3 separate regions of the Homo sapiens genome follow, and regions 2 and 3 are each linked to region 1. A link is an interaction called in ENCODE POLR2A ChIA-PET data of the cell type or tissue named here. Cell type or tissue: PC-9. All regions are shown on one strand.

Region 1 (5,000 bases):
CCAGGTTATCTGGCCACTGGACTCCAAGACTTACACCAGTGCTATGAGATTACCCAGTCCCAATCTCTACCTCTGTAGAGTCTGAGGCCTTCAGCCTCTGACTGACAGATACGCCAACATCTCCCCTGGTTCTCAGGCCTTCAAATGCAGAACGAGCCACTCCACCAGCTTCTCTGGTTCTCCAGCTTGCAGACAGCATATCGCGGGACTTCTCGGCCTCCATGATCACGTGAGTCAATTCCCATAGTAAATCCCATCTCATCCATCTATTGATATATGTATCCTATTGGTTCTGTTTGTCTGGAGAATGCTGACTAACACATTCCTCTTTATTTGAATCTTCTTTGATTTCTTTCATCAGTGTTTGCAGTTTTCAGCATACAAGTCTTATATATGTTTTGTTAAATTTATAGCTATTTCATTTTTGAGCAAATTAAATGGTATTATATTTTAAATTTTGGTTTTCATGGGTTTATTGCTAGTATATAGAATTAAAGGTAACTTGGCCAGGCATGGTGACTTACGCCTGTAATCCAAGCATGTTGGGAGGCCGAGGCAGGTGGATCACCTGAGGTCAGGAGATTGAGACCAGCCTGGCCAACATGGTGAAATCCTGTCTCTGCTAAAAATACAAAAATTGGCTGGGCATGGTGGCGGACACCTGTAGTCCCAGCTACTTGGGAGGCTGAGGCTGGAGAATCACTTGAACTCTGGAGTCGGAGGTTGTGGTGAGCCAAGATCATGCCACTGCACTCCAGCCTGGGCGACAGAGTGAAACTATGTCTAAAAAAAAAGAATTAAAGTTAACTTTTTGCATGTTGATCACGTAGTCTGTCACCATTCTGAACTCACTTATCAGTTCTAAGAGTCTCTTCTGTAGATTCTGTAGAATTTCCTACAAAGGCTATTATGTCATCTACAAATAGAGATAGTTTTATTTCTTTCTTTCTGATATGTATGCCTTTTATTTCCTTTTCTAGCCTTATTGCCCTGGCTAGGACTTCCAGTACTATACTCAATAAAAGTGGTGAGAGAGGAAGAAACACTGTGACTGAGAAGTCATGGTGAGGCCAGGGCCTGTCACCACCACTGCTGCCACCGAACAACAGAGAAAGCTCCAGGAGTACCTAGAAGTCGAAAGGAACTTCAAGTGCCAAACACTGAGCTTTATCTAAAAGCCAAAAATAATTGCCCAAATCTATCCAAGAGAATGTTATCAATCATGCTGTTTTGCCTGTTAAAGCATAAGGCCCATCAGCATTAAACTCCAGGCCAGACAAGCCAATATTACAAGGTCCCAGAAGCCAAAGTTGAAGCCACTAAAACTGGGCAAAAGGCTGAATATGTTCCTTCTAACCAAACTGTAAGCCTCCAGCAGTAGCTTACAGCAGCACAAAGCTGGATCATTCACCATGGAAAAGCTGTCAAGAAAACCCATGGGGTCACTTAATGCACAGGATTTGAAGACTACAAAGCAGCAGTTAACATATCAAGGAATGTTAAGTGTACAGACTCCATAGGAAATGCCCGCATTGAAAATTAATCTTTGGTTAGCTTTCTAAAAGAGATTAATGAAGAGAATTTGCCTCAAACCTTGTCAGACCCTGAGAGGAAGCCAGACTCTCAATTATGTACTATAAAGAAGTTAAAGAATAACTCTCATAATTGAACCAAGAGCAATTTGGTTCCTCAACAAGCCTTGGGCAGATATTCAGTGACTAGTGCTGCCCTGAAAGACAGAGTTCATAAACAATTTGTTGGAGAAACACAAGTCAAGCTTCTATCAGTAAAGTCATAGCAACTCTCTCAAGAAGATCTTCCAAGACTGGGAGAAAAGCCCCCAAGACAGTTCCCTCTCTCTTTGTTCAGACCCTTAGTAGGACTCAAGCATCAAAAATAAAAAATTAATGGTGGAGGGTACAAAGGTTAATAGGGTTAATTATTAAAGAGCATGTATAAGTTAGTGAATAGGAAGTAAAACATACCAAAACCAGGACATACTCCAGTTTGTTTCAGGGAGGATATAGTAACAGACATTTAAACATTAAGCAAGATCAGCAGTCCATTCAACCTTGTTTTGGGCCTTGGTCGTGTGCACTGCAAAAATCAAAAGCTATAAGCCAGAGGCTAGTTTGACAGTTGGCAGCTTAAATTCAGTCATTCCCAGCACCCACGGCGTAAGAGCAAATGGAACTAATGGGGACAAATGCCACAACAGCTTACAACATAGAGCACAGGCATTGGTCTCCAAGCTGAAAAAGGCTCTTCTGTTTTCTAAACAAGAGAGCTCCCAAAACTCAAGCTGGTAACACAATCATGAAGGAAAAGGAGTGTCAAAAGGGACCCAAATGAATCCAAATACCGAAAAGAAGACAATAGCAGAGGATCAAAGGAAACAACTGGAAGAATGACAGAAATCTAAGGGGAAAATCTATAAGTGGCCTCCTATGACACGTAAAACAGAAAGAAAAATAATAGAGAAAATAAATATTCTGGAAGACCGTTGAAAAAAAAGAGGAAGAAAAGAAAGCACAGCTTCAACTGCTCCATAAAACTAACAACACTCTGACAGAATGTCTGCAGCTCATTGAAAGGGGTGTGGTTTTTAAGGAAATATTTGCCATATTGTCTAGTATTCCTGAGGCTGAAGAACTGCTAAATTCTGGTTCTACAAAGCAAAGTTGTTAGCCAAGAAAGGCACCTATGATGCTACTGGGCTATATGAAAAGGCCATTAAAAATGAGGCAATACCAACACAAGTGTTACAGGAAGTTGTTCTTAACATTTTGCAAGACCCAAACAAAACCATGGAAGGAATCACCTCTGACTTTTTAGTTGCTAAAACTGACATGACATCAGCAGAAGAGCTGGCCAAGAGGATGGAATCTGGAAAGTCTTGTTCTTCTCAAAAAAAAAAAACCAAACAAACAAACAAAAAGGAACAGGTACAGCAACACCCCAAATAATGAAGGCATAACAGGATAATCATCCTGATATCAAATTGCAGATCGCTCCAGCCCTGGAATAAATGGAGTGGCAGAATTGCAAGACGTGAAACTTATCACTCCTGTACGGGGTTCAGTGGAGATCAAACAAGCAGTATCCCACTACCTGGAAAGGCTGCAGGAATGCAATTTAGTAGTGACTTCTCTTGACAAGCTATTAGGTGTGAAAGAAACACAGCATTTTATATTTTATAAAAATGAGATTTTGCCTGTAACGTTAGGATTTCAAATCCTTGAATCATAAGTTTTTTAAAAAAGGTGTTTTAGAGGGCTGGGCATGGTGACTTACACCTGTAATCCCAGCACTTTGGGAGGCCGAGGCAGGCGGATCACGAGGTCAGGAGATCGATACCATCCTGGCTAACACAGTAAAACCCCATCTCTACTAAAAATACAAAAAAAATTAGCTGGGCATGGTGGCGGGCACCTGTAGTCCCAGCTACTCGGGAGGCTGAGGCAGGAGAATGGTGTGAACTCGGGAGGCGGAGCTTACAGTGAGCCGAGATGGTGCCACTGCACTCCAGCCTGGGCAACACAGTGAGACTCCGTCTCAAAAAAAAAAAAAAAAGGTGTTTTAGACCCTCTGAGGTAAGAAATGCTCTTGTTCAAGTGACCTAGAAAATAACGTATAATAGAGAGGCATAATGGATGCAGAAGATTATGTATGGCCTCTCAGGATTTCAAGTAATTTGCTTGGCTTACTCAGATTTTCTATACCCACAGGAAAGTCTTTGGTGTATGTAGGTTGACAGAGTTTTATGGTATACATATATTTCAAACTATTAAGAATTAATTTGTCCTGTAAGTATGGTAAAAATTTGTACTTTATTGATGTACTTTAACCCCAACATAGTTCTTTTTTATATTAGAAGGTTGGTGCCACAGTATGATGGTCTTTCCTTTCTGCGTCCACCTTAGCGGGGAGGGCAAGTCCTTTCACGGTGGAAGATCTGAGCTTTCACGCTGGCTTGCCAGGCTAGATGGGACATAACAGACCACCTGGTTCAAATCTCCTCACTTGCAGATGAATTTATACTAGGTTTGTCTTTGCTCAGAGCCTACAAATGATATTCATGTATGATCTTTGATTTCTGTTGCAGTAACCCTGTAGATGAAGGGGAATCCTTTCTGTGCCAGGTCTCCTGGAATGAAATGCAATCTTGAATTGGGGTGGTCATCTGGCTCTTTTGGTTTATATTCAACCCTAATTTTGCATTTATTATTCAGAAATACTCAAAGTAAAAACAAAAGGGGCAAGAGAGAGGGGCGAGGAGGAGAGAGAGGGGTGAGGACACTGCTTCTTCATTTCAGTGCTTTGATCTGCCAGGGGACAACAGGCCTGAGCAGGCAATGCAAGCCCCAGAGACTGTTATTAGTTCTTTTACTTTCTTTCTGAGAAACTGCTCTAGGAAAGGTAAAATCAGAGTCATGATGGTAACATAATACATAGAAAACCCTGGTCAAGATATTTTAAATTTTTACTTTGTAAATATTTAAGTGTTATCCTTTAAACAATCATTAATATTTTGTTTATTCCTGCTTTTAAAAAAAGAGTGATGAGAGAAAACATTCTTGTTTCTACCCCTATCTAGGGAGAAAGGCTTCAATCTTTCATCATTAAGCATGTTAGCTGTAGCATTTTGTTTTTGTAGATGTCCTTTTTAAAAAAAAATTTTAGTTGACACATAATAATTATACGTATTTAAGGTGCACAGAGTGATATTTTGAAACAGGCATATGAAGTATAATGATCAAATCAGGGTAATTAGGATATCCAGCACTTCAAACATTTATCATTTCTTTGTTTTGGGAACATTCAAAATTCTTTCTTCTAGCTTTTTGAAAAATGCAGTAACTTATAGTTTACCATATGCACCCTACAGTGCTGTGGAACATCAGAACTCATTTTTCATATCTAGCTGAAATTTGTAACCATTCACCAACTTCTCCGTATCTTCCCTACCCTCCTACCCTTCCCAGCCTCTGATAACCGTA
Region 2 (5,000 bases), 460 kb after region 1:
CTGGGGGCTGAGGGGATGCAGTGGCCATAAAGGTCAGCAATGGTGTCACCTAGAAGGGGCCCATCCACCCATCAGGACACAGCTGGAGCTGCTTAGAGTGCCAATAACAGACAAGGCAACAGGTACTGAGGGGCAGGAGATACTTGGCCTTCACCCTTCCTGCCTCCAGGTGGGGGGCCCACTCTAGGTAACCCTTTTGGCCTCTCACCCTGCTCCTCACTCACACCTCACCCTGGGAGAAAGAGTGAGTTTGAAAGAAGGAACTGGGCATGATCTGCTCAGCCAGTCTCTGCCTCTCTCTCCTTGGGGCCCAGCCAAACCCCAGGGAGCCATGGCTTCGAGCCCTGTCCACGCCTCAGTGGGCATCACATCTGAAGTGCGTCTTGAAGGGTAAGTCTGCCCAGGGAGCAAGATAGAAGGCAGGGCATCTCAAGTAGTGGGGACACAGATACGAAAGCACAGAGGTGCAAAAGCCATGGTGTCTTTGAGGAACAGAAGGTGGGCCACTGCAGGAAGCACAGGCATGAAACTCCATATGGAGAGAGTGTGGGGAGAGTGACAGTATTTCATGTAAAGACCTGCAATGGGTTCCTGTGGGAGTAACAGGCAGACAGTGACCAGGGAGTCAAGGTGTTAGCACACCTACACCAGGGCATCCTGCCCAAACCACACAGGGCAGATGGTCTGCTCTAAGCCATGGGGCTGGCCCTAGAAATGAAGCTGGGAGATGGGCCATCTGCTCCCTGAGGCATTAGTGCAAAAGGCCACGCAGATCCTGGGCATCATTGGGAAGATGAGGGAAAATAAAAATAGAAATCCTCCCTCTGCCGACAATGAAGCTCGCTGAATGCTACCCGTAACCGCCTGTAGTTTAAAACCACAACAAATCCAAACCGGATTGGCTGCTTGGCAGAGCTGTGGTCAAGAACGATGTGGTCATGCATACAGCGTGATCCCATTTATATGAAATGTCCAGAATAGACAAATCCATAGAGACAGAAAAATCAGTGGTTGCCAGGGACTATGGTGGTTGGAGAGAAACTGGCGGTGATTGCTAATGGGAATGGGGTTTATTTTGAGGTGATAGAAATATTGATGAAATTAGAAATTGGCGGTGATTGCTAATGGGAATGGGGTTTATTTTGAGGTGATAGAAATATTGATGAAATTAGAAATTGGCGGTGATTGCTAATGGGAATGGGGTTTATTTTGAGGTGATAGAAATATTGATGAAATTAGAAATTGGCGGTGATTGCTAATGGGAATGGGGTTTATTTTGAGGTGATAGAAATATTGATGAAATTAGAAACTGGCGGTGATTGCTAATGGGAATGGGGTTTATTTTGAGGTGATAGAAATATTGATGAAATTAGAAATTGGCGGTGATTGCTAATGGGAATGGGGTTTATTTTGAGGTGATAGAAATATTGATGAAATTAGAAACTGGCGGTGATTGCTAATGGGAATGGGGTTTATTTTGAGGTGATAGAAATATTGATGAAATTAGAAACTGGCGGTGATTGCTAATGGGAATGGGGTTTATTTTGAGGTGATAGAAATATTGATGAAATTAGAAATTGGCGGTGATTGCTAATGGGAATGGGGTTTATTTTGAGGTGATAGAAATATTGATGAAATTAGAAATTGGCGGTGATTGCTAATGGGAATGGGGTTTATTTTGAGGTGATAGAAATATTGATGAAATTAGAAATTGGCGGTGATTGCTAATGGGAATGGGGTTTATTTTGAGGTGATAGAAATATTGATGAAATTAGAAATTGGCGGTGATTGCTAATGGGAATGGGGTTTATTTTGAGGTGATAGAAATATTGATGAAATTAGAAATTGGCGGTGATTGCTAATGGGAATGGGGTTTATTTTGAGGTGATAGAAATATTGATGAAATTAGAAATTGGCGGTGATTGCTAATGGGAATGGGGTTTATTTTGAGGTGATAGAAATATTGATGAAATTAGAAATTGGCGGTGATTGCTAATGGGAATGGGGTTTATTTTGAGGTGATAGAAATATTTATGAAATTAGATAGTGGTAATGGTTGCAAAATTCTGTGACTAAACTAACAATCATCTAATTGTACACTTTTGATAGGTGAATTATATGGTATGTAAGTTACATTGCAATAAAGCTGCTGTATTAAAAAAAAAAAAGAAAGAAAAGAAAAAAGGAGCGATCATCGTGCCTGCTCTGAGCTCCAGCCCCACACAGCACCTTGGCCAGCTCACAATAGGCTGCATGTTTGCATAGACACAGTCCCGAGAAGGATAGTTAAGACAATGGGAGATCGACGCCCTGAAGTGTAGATCACAAAGATGAAGCCACTGGGCTTGGAGGGTAGAAGCTGGGAGGGTTGGGATTAAGCACTTGAGAATGAGCTCAGACGGCCTGCGGGGGCTCCTGGGAGACACCTGGGCTGGGGAGGAGCTCAGCAAAAGGCTTCTCATCATCATCCTCCACAGCAGGAAGTAGATGGCTTCTGGGGCCTGAAGTCGAGGTTGGCCACAAGCCCTCTGGTGACTCACTCAGGAGGAAGCGAGGAAGGATAAAGAGTTGTTTCTCCCCCAAAAGAGGCAAGTAAGTCAGAAAGAAGCCCTGTGCTCCAACTCCTGGAAGATGGGAGCCAGAGGAAAAGAAGCAGCCAAAGGAGCTGCCAGGCTGAAGCTGGGAAAGGACAGCACAGGCAGGAGGCCCCACAGGACAGGCCCTCATGGGAAACTGCTCCCGCCTGGCCCCCAACAGCCTCGTGGAGCAGTCAAGGTGAGTAGCTGCTGGGGATGAGGGTCTGCAAGTGGGCTCAAATGAGGCTTTGCTGGGAAGGAGAGAGCAGACGGATGCTGGGAGACCCCCAGCCACTCCTCCCTCCAAGAGGCACCCCAGAGCCCTGGTTTCCCTGAGTGTGGAGCTGGTGGGGTACCCCCAGGGCTGCTCGTGGCCACCCGCTCACCGGTCCTGGAGCCGGTCCTGTGTGTCCTTCAGCCGGGCTTTCAGGTGCCGGATGCACACCTCCTTCTGCTGCAGGGGGGTCAGGTACTGCTCCGGGGTCGGGGGCTTGATGCCATGGTTGTCACTGCACAGCGTGTATTTCATGGAGCGCCTGCAAGGGGACGCCCATCATCAGGGAGGGAGGAAGAGGTCAGGCAAGGCACAGGTGCTTTACCTCTGGGGAGCAAGGGGACACCAGCCTCACCATCCCTGGCCACCAGATGCTCCAAGCCAGGCCTCCCACACAAGGCAGGAGAACCCCCAGCCTTCTGGAAGGTGGGTTTTAGTAGAGTTCCTCTAAGTGAAGACCATCATGTCAGGAAGCGGGCTTCAGGGCTCCTCTAGTTAGGGCTGGGTGGGGAGATATATCCCAGAGCATATGTGTAAACCTGGAACCAGGCCAAGCACTTGACCAACGCCATCAATCCTTATAGCAGCCCTGAAGTAGGGACTGTCTTCATCTTTTAGAGGGGCCGCTGGCCTCAGAGAGGTTAGCTCTTGCCCCGAGCCCCTCAGACAATCCCGGTAGTGTGCCCCAGAACCCAGGTACCTCGTCTTCCAACCTGGAGAATGAGTTTGAAGGCTGGAAACTGAGGTGTAAGTGGCAGATGCTGGGTCTGCATGGCAGACAAGGACTCACCCCCACACAGCAGGATACATCTCCCAGGTGGAGGCAGAAGCTCTCCTCTCTAGAGCTGAGACCCCTCACAGCCTGGGGACAGGGAGGGCAGACACGCGCAGGCACAGCTGTCTCCATATACGCCCTGGCACTCTCACTCCTCACCCCCACTGCGTACACGTGGGTGAGCACTACATGCACGCACACTTCCTGGGATGTCAATTCCCAGTCCATTCACACCTGCATGCCCACATACATGGAGACACACTTGTGCCTCGCAGGTACTCACACATACTAGGGCACCAGCCCAGGCACATGTTCACACTTTCACCTCCGGGGGCACATGGGAGCACACACGTGAACACCTGCCGGCTCTGGGCAGGGACCTGTCCACTGCAGTACTCTGGGGTGGCAGCAGGCTGGAAGTGCACTGCTCCCAGCACAGGGCGGCACTGACATGGTGCCCTACCAGGGCAAAGGAGAAGGAATTTCCACCCAGAGGGCAGTCAGGTGCCAGTGGAGGAGGGAGGGCCAGGCTTTCACGGGGAAGGAGAATGCCCCAATTCCACAACAGACTATGGCCCAGCCAGCTCTATTCTCAGTGTCCTGGCTGCTGGTTGTTTTGCTCAAACAGAAACCTTGGATCTTGGCTTAAAACCTGGGCATGTATCTCGCGACTAGAGACTCAGGCCTTGTTGCCATCCAACTCTGCTCCTTGAGGGGAGAGTGACTGGCAGGTCTAGGGAGGGGCAATGTCCCTTTATGAGCCTGGAAAAGGCAGGCCCTGGTGAGGCCCATTTGCTGAAGCAGCCGAGCTGGAGGCAATTTTAAAAGTTCCATGGAAGCTGTATGGTGTTTACCGAGGAAAAAGTACTTGTAAGTCGTAAACTGTCAAAGAGAAAGTGGTGATAGAAGTGGAATGAGAAGTGGTTTTCTTCTATGTACTCACGTCATGGCCCCTAGGTCAACTCAAGCCAAGTCACGCAGGTCTCCTCTCTGCTTGGCAAGGGGCGGAGGAGTCACCCCTTGGCAAGGGGTGGTAGGAGTGGGGGACCCAAGGTTAGCTAAACTAGTAAGGATTGAGGATTAGAGAGGAAGTAACTATTTTACATTCTTTTCATTTTGCTTTCATGAATATTTTCCCCGATATAAAATTTAACACGTGTACATTTTTAGTCACTAGCTCTTTGTAAAAAAAAAAATATGTATACACACACACACACACACACACACACACACACACACACACAAATTAGAAAAAAAATACGCTGTGACGCATGTTTCTCAGCTGTTCCTGCCTTGGAAAGCCTGGCTATTTGCAGAGGGGACCTAACTGTGGCCCCACTGCTCACCCAGGGGCAGCAACCCTTGTTGTGGGGAA
Region 3 (5,000 bases), 270 kb after region 1:
TTTTTGAACAAGGGACCTGCATTCCCGTTTTGCACTTGGCCTCACAAATTACGTAGCTGGCCCAGGATTGAGCCTCACCACTTCTCTATTTAATACTCACAGCAGCCCCGAGAAAAATATGAGTGCCCCTATTTTGCAGTAGAGGAGACTGGGGCTAACACATTTTCTATAAGGCTTTTAAAGGGAGCCCCATACAGGAACCATGAAAGGCAGAGGATGCAGATGGAAAATAGATGAGAAGGTCCAGCTCCACTGACAAGGCAGAGGCAAACCTCCTAGGACACCTCCTAAAGCCCAAGTGACAACACAGAAGGGGACTCAGAAGGGGAGAGGGAGGGAAGGGGTGTGGGCACCAGGACTGAGTCCAGGCTCCAGCTTCTTCCCTGGTGTTCACTTCCCCAGACTCACCCCTAGCTGAGATAAGACTTTCTGAGTGCTTCCTTCTTCCTCTCCTCCATTGCTTCTTTCTCCTCACACACGCAGGCTTCATCTTTACAAATAATTTATTTTTAACAGCTCTATTGAAGTGTAAGTGACATATATTAAACCGTACATATGTAAAGTACACAATTTGATAAGTTTTTTTTGTGAGTGCTGGGTGTATTTCACACTTGTGAAATCATCACCAAAATCAGCATCATGAACATATCCAGCGCCCAAAAGTTTCCTTGTGATTCGTCCTTGCCACTCCTCCTTGTCTCCAAAACAACCACGGATCTGTATTCTGTCACTATAGTTTGCATTTTCTAGAATTGTATATAATAAGGATCACACAGTTATACTCCTTTTTGGCTGGCTTCTTTTACTCCGCATAATTATTTTGAGATTCATTCATGTTGTTGCATATGTCAATAGTTCATTTCTTCTCATGTCTATCCATTGTATGGATAAACCCTTTCCCATTCACCTGTAGACAGACATTTGGGTTGTTTGCAGTTTAGGGCTATTATAAATAAAGCATCTATGAATATTCATGTACAAGTCTTTGTGTGGATATATACTTTCATTTCTCTTAGGGAAATATCTGAGAATAAAATGGATCATATGGTTGCCATACGTTTAACTTTTTCAGACACTGCCAAAGTGTTTTTCAAAGGAGTTGTACCATTTTACATTCTCATCAGCAATGTAGGAGGATGGCAGTTCCTACACCTCCTCACCAACACTTATTATGGTCAATCTTTTTAATTTTAGTCATTCTAATGGGTACATAGTAATATCTTACTGTGATTTTTTTTTTTTGAGACAGGGTCTCACTCTGTTGCCCAGGCTGGAGTGCAATGGCTTGATCTCAGCTCACTGCAACCTCCATCTCCCTGGCTCAAGCGATCCTCCCACCTTAGCCTACCAAATAACTGTGACTACAAGCGCACATCACTACACCCAGCTAATTTTTGTGGTTGTCTGGTTGGTTGGTTAGTTTTTTTGTTTTGGTAGAGACAAAATTTCACCATATTGCCCAGGCTGGTCTTGAACTCCTGGGATCCAGTGATCCGCCTGCCTCAGCCTCCCGAAGTCCTAGGATTACCAACCTCTCACTGTGATTTTAACTCCCTAATATGTAATGATGCTGAACATTTTTTACATCATGCATCCTTTTTGGTGAAGTGTCTATTCGACTCTCATTTTTTAAGTGTGTTTCTTATTATTGAGTTTTGAGAGTTCGTTATATATTATGGATACAAATATTTTGCCAGATATATGCTTTGCAAAGATTTTTCTCCTACTCTGTGACTTGTCTTTTTATTCTTTTACAAGTGTTTTCCGAACAGCAGGAGTTCTTAATTTTTATGAAGTCCAATTCATCAATTTGTCTTTAATGGATCATGATTTTGGTGTTACATCTAAGAAATCTTTGCCTAACCCAAAGTTACAAAGTTTTTTTCCATGTTTGCAGCTAGAAGTTGTATCGTTTAACATTTTATGTTTAGTTATATGATCTATTTTGAGTTAATTTTTATATAGTTTGAGATATAAACCAAAGTTCATTTGTTTGCACATGTATTTCCAATGGTTCTTGCACCATTGTTGAAAAAACTCCCCATTCTCCATTGAATTGTCTTTGCACCTTTGTCAAATATCAAATAATTATAGTTAGGAGCCATGGCATGCACCTGTACTCCTAGCTACTCAGGAGGATTGCTTGAGACTAGCAGTTTGAGGCTGCAGTGTGCTATGACGATCACACCCAAAATAGCACTGCACTCCAGCCTGGAAAACATAGCGAGACCTCATCTCTTTTTAAAAAATCAGTTGCCTCTATTTGCATGGACTATTTCTAGACTCTCTATTCAGTTCCACTGATATGTTTATCTATCTTTGTGCAATACCACATTGTCTTGATTACTGTAACATTATCTAAGTCTTGAAAGCAGGTGGTATTAGTTTTCTAACTTTATTCTTTTTCAAATGGTTTTGGCTATTCTATAAATTTTAGATTTAGTTTATCAATGCTAAAGTGAAGCCTGCTAGGATTTGAATGGGAATGGCATTGAGTTTATATATCAACTTGAGAAGAATTGACATCTAAGCAATATTGAATCTTCCAACATATGAACAGTGTGTACCTCTCTATTTATTTAGGCTTGATTTTTTTTATCTTAGCAATGGCTTATACATTTTCAGTTTGCAGTTCCTTTACATTTTTGGCTAAATATTTTCTATTTTTATAACATTGATGACTGGAAATTTTAAAATTCCAATTTCAAGTGGTTTATTGCTAGTGTATAGTAATACATATAATTTTGTACATTGATCTTTTATCGTCCACCTTGCTAAGCTCATTTATTAGGTCTAGTAGCCTTTTTAAGAAATTTTCATTTAAATTTTAATTATGTCATATGCACATAAAGACAGTTTTCTTTTTTCTTTCAAATCTGGATGTCTTTTATTTCCTACTACCTTTTTCACAGTTAGTACCTATCCTACAAAATTGAATAGAAATAGTAAAAACAGGCATCTTTGTCTAGTTCCTGATCTGCAGGGAAAACATTGATTTTTGCACCACTAAGCTTGATAGAGTTGTTGTAGGGTTTTCACAGGTGCCCCTTATCAACTTGAAAAACCTTCCTTGTCTTCCCAGTTTGCTGAGAGTTATTATTAGGAATGCATGTTCAAGTTTGAAAACTGCTTTTTCTGCATTCTGTTGAGATGATTATATGAGTGCATGTATATGCGTGTGTGTGTGTGTTAGTTTAGTAATATGGTAAATTACATTGATTGATTTTTGAATGTTAAACCAACTTTATATTCCAGGGATAAGCTCAATTTGATTATAATGTATTATACTTTCTAAATATTGCTGATTGCTGAATTCGGTTTACTAAAATTTTGTGTAAAATTTTTTATCTATGTTCATGAGAGATATTGATTTTCCTTTCTCGAAAGGAAAAGGCTTCGGTTTCAAGATAACACTGGGACTCATAGAATAATTAGAAAAGTATGCTCCTTTTTTCAATTTTCTAAAAGTATTTGTATAAAATTGGTATTATCTCTTTCTTAAAGATATGGAAAATTTGGCTGGGCATGGTGACTCATGCCTGCAATCCCAGCAGTTTTGGAGGCTGAGGCAGGCGAATCACTTGAGGCCAGGAGTTCAAGACCAGCCTGGCTAACATGGCGAAACCCTGCCTCTACCAAAAATATAAAAATTAGCCGGGCATGGTGGTGCATGCCTGTAATCTCAGCTACTCAGGAGGCTGAGGCAGGAGAATCGCTTGAACCTGGGAGGCAGAGGTTGGAGTGAGCTGAGATCACGCCACCATATTCCAGCCTGGGTGACAGAGTGAGGCCCTGTCTCAAAAAAAAAAAAAAGAAAAGAAAAGAAAAGAAAAAGATATGGAAAATTCACAAATGAAACTTTCTTGGATTGGACCTTTATTTCTGGGAAGATTTTTAATAACAGATTGAACTTTTTAATAGATAATAGGGCTAACCAGGTTGTCTTTTTCTTCTTGAGAAAGCTTTGGCAGTGTATCTTTTTCAAGGAATTTGTTCATGTTACCTAATTTGTCAAATATGTATGACTTGAAGTTTTCCATAATATTCTTTTATTATTCTATTAATAAGAGTAAAATCTGTAGTAGTATCACCAATCTTATTCCTTATTTTAATAATTTAGGTTCTTTCTGTGTGTGTCCCCTCTGTTCAATCTGACTAGAGATTTATCAGTTTTAGTGATCTTCTCAAAGATTTTCTTCTTCTCATTGATTTTTTCTGTGTGTGTGTGTGTGTGTGGTGTGTGTGTGTGTGTGTGTGTTCTACTGTATTAAGTTTCATTTCCAGCTTGATGATTTCCTTTCTTTCACTACTTTGAGTTTAGTTTATTGGCCTTTTTTTCTAGTTTCTTAAGGTGGAAAGTGGGTAATTTATTTGAGTCCTTTCTTCTTTCCAAATATAGGCATTTAATACTACAAACTTCCCCTTGCTTTAACAGAATCCCGCAAATTTTTATATTATGTTTTCATTTTCCTTCAGTTCAAAATATTTTCCAATTTTTCTTTTTTAATCGATACATAACATTTGTACATATTTATGGGGTTCATGTAATACTTTGTTCCATGCATAGGATGTGTAATAAATGAGTCAAAGTATTTAGGATATCCATCACCTCATGTATTTTTCATTTATCTGTGTTAGGAACATTTTAAGTCCTCTCTTCAAGCTATTTTGAAATCTACAATACATTGTTGTTAACTACAGTTACCATACTCTGATATCAAATGGCAGGATCTTATTCCTTCTATCTAACTGTATGTTTGTACCCATTAACAAATCTCTCTCATGCCCCTCTCCCTACACTCACTTTTCCCCACGTCTGGTATCATTCTACCCTCTGCTTTCATGAGATCAATTTTTTTAGCTTCCACGTATGAGTGAAAACATGTGATGTTTGTCTTTCTGTGCCTGGCTTATTTCACTTAACATAATGAACTCCATCTTCATTCATGTTGCTACGAATGACAGAATTTCATTTGTTTTTATAGCCAAATAGTATTCCA

Evidence for each region. Peaks named below come from ENCODE experiments on the same cell type or tissue, not always from the same donor. Only the 100,000 strongest peaks of a DNase experiment are listed, where the experiment ranks them.
Region 2: POLR2A ChIA-PET joins it to region 1 with 10 read pairs; 1 of 35 experiments calls an interaction of 5 or more read pairs at or near these places.
Region 3: POLR2A ChIA-PET joins it to region 1 with 6 read pairs; 1 of 35 experiments calls an interaction of 5 or more read pairs at or near these places.

Annotation. Positions count from the first base shown.
Region 1 is chr20:1,755,002-1,760,001 of GRCh38, reverse strand. It overlaps the pseudogene CKAP2LP1. Among named protein-coding and RNA genes, the nearest start is that of SIRPG, 100 kb to the right of the region's middle. In PC-9, no CTCF peak of the experiment used is centred here; a DNase peak (open chromatin) is centred at 2,821; H3K4me3 peaks cover 376 bases; H3K27ac peaks cover 4,202 bases.
Region 2 is chr20:1,298,674-1,303,673 of GRCh38, reverse strand. It overlaps SNPH (syntaphilin), which reads right to left. Exons shown (of 7, transcript NM_001318234.2): 6 at 2,963-3,112. Among named protein-coding and RNA genes, the nearest start is that of SDCBP2-AS1, 24 kb to the left of the region's middle. In PC-9, a CTCF peak has its summit at 3,933; a DNase peak (open chromatin) is centred at 2,503; H3K27ac peaks cover 280 bases.
Region 3 is chr20:1,484,890-1,489,889 of GRCh38, reverse strand. All of the region lies in intron 1 of SIRPB2 (signal regulatory protein beta 2), which reads left to right. Among named protein-coding and RNA genes, the nearest start is that of SIRPB2, 4.0 kb to the left of the region's middle. In PC-9, no CTCF peak of the experiment used is centred here; no DNase peak of the experiment used is centred here; H3K4me3 peaks cover 885 bases; H3K27ac peaks cover 2,398 bases.